2 separate regions of the Homo sapiens genome follow, and region 2 is linked to region 1. Evidence: chromatin loops called from intact Hi-C (ENCODE). Cell type or tissue: sigmoid colon. All regions are shown on one strand.

Evidence for each region. A loop is a pair of places that touch in the nucleus more often than their neighbours do. Peaks named below come from ENCODE experiments on the same cell type or tissue, not always from the same donor. Only the 100,000 strongest peaks of a DNase experiment are listed, where the experiment ranks them.
Region 2: it touches region 1 in a loop (2.0-fold over the local background); 2 of 110 quality-filtered maps call a loop at or near these places.

The regions. Positions count from the first base shown.
Region 1 is chr10:74,931,571-74,934,070 of GRCh38, forward strand. The region is part of intron 3 of KAT6B (lysine acetyltransferase 6B); the gene reads left to right. Among named protein-coding and RNA genes, the nearest start is that of SNORD172, 89 kb to the right of the region's middle. In sigmoid colon, no CTCF peak of the experiment used is centred here; a DNase peak (open chromatin) is centred at 1,251.
Region 2 is chr10:74,853,842-74,856,341 of GRCh38, forward strand. All of the region lies in intron 3 of KAT6B (lysine acetyltransferase 6B), which reads left to right. Among named protein-coding and RNA genes, the nearest start is that of KAT6B, 28 kb to the left of the region's middle. RefSeq lists a silencer at 2,229-2,439. In sigmoid colon, no CTCF peak of the experiment used is centred here; a DNase peak (open chromatin) is centred at 1,430; H3K27ac peaks cover 775 bases.

The sequences.
Region 1 (2,500 bases):
CCATGTGAACTTACATTAGAAAATAATGAAATTCTTGAGATGGTTAATTTTTAAAGCTGTTTACCATACCTTTCTTTTAAAAGGGATGGAAGATCTGGCCTTTTAGAATATGATTTGCCAGCCTTCCATAGAGTATACTATTGAAGAAAGCAAGAAATGTGTGTTTGCGGGATTCTGTTGCTCAGGCTGGAGTGCAGTGGCTCAAGCTTGGCTCACTGCAACCTCCGCCTCCTGGGTTCAAGCGATTCTTCTACCTCAGCCTCCCCGAGTAGCTGGGATTACAGGCGCATGCCACCACGCCTGGCTAATTTTTGTATTTTTAGTAGAGACAGAGTTTTGCCATGTTGGCCAGGCTGGTCTCAAACTCCCGATCTCAAGTAATCCTCCTGTGTTGGCCTCCCAAAGTGCTGGGATTACAGGCGTGAGCCACCACGCCCGGCTGAAAGCATGTTCTTGAATGTATATGTGTGTTCTCTCCCCATGTGATTTGTAAACCCTCCAAGGCTTGGGTCTCACATTCTCATTCTTTGAATCTTTTATGGCATAATGGATAGAGAGTCTGTGCTCTTGTCCAGTTGAAGTAAGTAGTGGGCGCTCAAAAAATGTTGATTGGCCAAAATATCTACATCAAGTACAGTAACGACTCATAGCTGCTAACATCTTTTGAGCAATTAACATGCACCGTACACTGTCTTAAGCACTTTATATATGTCACCTCATGTAATTCCCACAACAACTATAGTTATCCCCATTTCACAGATGTAGAAACTAAAACTTAGAGGAGTCAGATACTTGGCCAAGATCACACGACCAGAAAATGATAGAGCTAGGAAAGTAGAGACAGGAATCAAACTCAGTGAGTCTGATTCCAGATTCTGCAGCCTTGACTCCTTTACCCCATGCCTGGTGGATCAGTAACCTTTCAGAAAATTTTTGTAACAAGTTCTGAAAACATAGATGAAATAGGAATTTTCCCTTAAACTAAATGGAAAACTAAAAAAGTAATCATTAGATGGAGCAGATTTCTGCTAAATGGGAAGTCTTGGGAGGGCCTCATTAGAAAATGAGGGAATGGGGGGCCAAGCATGGTATCATCTGCTACCCAGTGAGAAAAATATCGACTTACGCTGTGAACCCTTTTATTTTATACATGTACCACCTGAATGAGGATGGTATATTTATGAGCTCTCACATCTCATTGCTGGGTGACATCAGGGAGCTCTTTTTTGGGATAGCTGTCCATCTGTTCTCCTCCAGGAACTCCTGGATCCGTGCCACTGCCACTTGGCTGCTGGCTTCAAAAGAGCCTGAATCAGTGAGTTGCTTACACCAGGGAGAACAAACAGGCTCTTCTCCTTAAAGTGTCTGTAATTATATGACCATAATTAGAAATAAAACCTTCTTTATACAATTTGAGCTCACAAGGAAAGACTTTCTGCATACACACCATTTTTTCCTGTGTTGTTTCACATGCTGATCAGGAAACAGGTCACTTGGCCTAATCATCCACCATTGAATAGAGTGGAGAGAGCCAGATTCCCCACAACCCCCTAGGTTGCTGCATGTCCTTGAGGTAGTCTCCTGCCCTCTCTAAACTTTTGTAGCATTATGTATGATGAGGTTAGTATAGCCATGTAGGAAATGTTATGAGAACCTTAGTGCCTGCTATTAGTTCCTTGGAAAAAAGAGATAGCCTAGACATAAGTAACTCATGAGTAGAGACTACCAGTTTTGGTGCAGTTAGGGTTTTGAGTTTGTTATCATTTTAAACAGTAACATTGTTTGGGTGGTTCTGTGGTGTTCGAAGAGATGTAGGTCACCGTTGATTTTTGCCTGATGGGTTTTGAGTTTGAGTAGATGTTGATTAATTCATGAGCCCCAACTGCAAGATAGATGTTCAGTATTGATTAGACACATGCCCCTGGTTGTATGCTGTTAAAAAGGAGTCAGCTGTGAAATACTCCTAAAGCTAAATCAATAAACTACTAAAGTTGTTTTCCCCCAATAAGTGTTTGTATTTTATCCCTTTAAGTGAGAAAGGCTGTTAGGAATTTCTGTGATCTGGCCGTTAAGAAAACTAGCTGTATCTTTGGAACAATATGCTCATATGTTAGCCATTCCAGGTGAGTATAAATTATTCATATATACATCTTCGCTGAGGATAACAATGGCTTAATGGAGGAGAAAACACAACAATTTTCTTTGAAAAATTGTCTTTATTCTGGTGACATAGGTAGACAACTTTGCTGAGAGCACACCTAAGTACTAATAAAAATTTCAAGGGATTGAGACATACATCCTCACAGAGTAAGAGTTTAAAAATGCCTACAATTGGCCGGGTGCGGTGGCTTATGCCTGTAATCCTAGCACTTTGGGAGGCCGAGGCGGGCAGATCGCCTGAGTTGAAGAGTTTGAGACCAGCCTGGCCAGCATGATGAAACCCTGTCTCTACAAAAAATAGAAAAATTAGCTGGGCGTGGTGGCAGGTACCTATAATCCC
Region 2 (2,500 bases), 78 kb before region 1:
GCTGGTCTCGAACTCCTGACCTTGTGATCTGCCCACCTCGGCCTCCCAAAGTGCTGGGATTAGAGGCATGCCCCACCACGCCCAGCCCATTGTTTTATCATGACAGTAGCAATGTGTTTTAATTGTAAAATTCTTGACTTTTTGTTTTGTTTATAAACTTCCTTTTCTTGGCCCTGTGCCTTAAACTACAGTAGATTAGGTGAAACTGTTCTCTGATCACACTAGCATTTAAAATATGAACCTGAATCTTCTCAGGTACTTTGATCTCTCCAATCTATTAATGTTTCTGAGTACATAAACATCAATTAGCTCACCAAATTAAAGTTAGCAAATGCGTCAGCCATGTAATTTGCATGTGACATTTTGAGTTAGCAGGGCCAAGAGGGAAGTATGTTTTTGTGAGTGGGTGTGCTTATCTCTCTGTCTTCAGGTGGTGATGGAAAGTTGTACATGTAAGAGAAGGAGTTGTGGCAGTGGATATGTGAAATGCTAACTGTACATATGCCTCTGCTTGGGGCAGAAGCACTTTACCAGAGAAGTCTCCAACAGTTGCAAACTACATATTCTTTTTCCTTATATAAGTGAATCTTTTAATTAGTGTAATATTATGTAGAGTGTATGTTTTTTCTGTTTTTTTTTAATGAAAGGTGATATTTTGATAAATCTGCAAAATGAGCAATATAGACAACATTTTAGAGTGAATGATACTAGATTTAAACTATGAGGCTGGTCTCTGCAAAGATACAAAGTAAATACTAATCACTGGTCTAAGCAAAATCCAGGAAGGATTTTTGTTAATTTGACAAGTGGGTTTAGAATTCTTTAGCCACTATTTTTTAGAAACCAGCTTTGTTCATACATCCTTTCTCTAATTTGCCTCACTTTTGATCTGTGATAAACCAGCTGCAATTTGGTTTCATTAACAAACTTAACTGGTCAACAGATGTTTTGGCTCTATTTTGTCCTTTCTATTAGAAACAGCATAGGCGTACACAGAAACCATGCTGGGCCTTTTCCTGTCTGTAGCTCGACAGGCGTTACAGAAGAGCAACCTAACTTTACTTACAAGTTCAATTTTTCTTCCTCAGTATTTTTATTATAGGTATACAAACATTGTAGTTTTGTCTCCCCCATCAAGTCGGTCTTTTGTTGTTAATCTTCCATCTGTTAGTCCAGTATACACTTCTCACCCTGCTTTTTAGCATTGCAAAATCTTAGCATGCAGGGAAAAAGGTACTATTGCAGGAGAGGTAATTGAGATATCAGCGACTCTTCCACAATTCAAGGGAAGGAGTGGAACTAGCCTGGTGAATTTAGATAATTTCTTCCGTCTTCTTTGATGTCAGTGAGCTGCCATATGGAGAGCAGTGAGGCCTGCAGGAAGGAGGTGAGCCTTGGTCTGGGCTGCCTAGGGTGTTCAGAGTGACATGGGCTGAGAGCCAGAGGCAGAGCTTGACTGTTTCTGTTAGTAGTTTCTGATGTGACCAGCCCTGCTTTTTGTCCAAGGTTTCCCTGTCATGCTTGCCACCCTATGGGTATGATGAAGTTTAAGAAACAGATCATAAACATTATCTTGGGAAAGAGAAACATAAGAACATATTAAAATCTAGTAATAAGGCCATTAAAAGATGACTCCCATTTGATATTTGACCAACTTGTTTTCAAAATTAGTATTGTAAACACTTCTGTCTTATAACAAAACCCAGCTTTAGCTGTTGAGCCTTGAGTTGTGAGTAAAGCAGCAGAAAACAGGATCTGCTAGTGGAAGAGTATTGGCTGTTTGAAGAACATCAGCTGTTCCAGGTAGACTCCTGGCAGTGTGTGAGCAGACCTGGGAAAGGCAGGCATGGAGGGAGCTAGGAAAATACTTCTCTCCTAACCTTTATAATTTATAAAATTAGAGTATTTCATAAATATTAAAAGAGTAGTACAGTAAACACTCTATTTCTTTCACATAGATTCACCAATTTTAACATTTTGCCACATTCTTTCTCTTCCTATATGTGTGTATATGTATATGTTTTTATACATGGGTGTGCGTATATATACAGCACATTTATATATTCACAATTTTGACTAAACTGTTGGAAACTAAATTACAAATATTATATTTCACCCCTAAATACTTAATAATATATCAAAAATGTTCTCTTATATACTATACTATTACGCAAAAAATTCGGCAGTGGAATGAGTGTTAACTGACAGTCCATATTTCCCCAAATGGCCCCAAAATCTCATTTATAACTTTTGACTTTTTTTGAGATGGAGTCTCGCTCTGTTGCCCAGGCTGGGGTGCAGTGGTATGATCTTAGCTCACTGCAACCTCCACCTCCCAGGTTCAAGCAATTCTCTTGCCTCAGCCTCCCGAGCAGCTGGGACTACAGGTGCGTGCCACCATGCCCGGCTAACTTTTTTTATTTTTAGTAGTGATGGGGTTTCGCCAGGTTGGCCAGGCTGGTCTTGAACTCCTGACATCAGGTGATCTACCCGCCTAGGC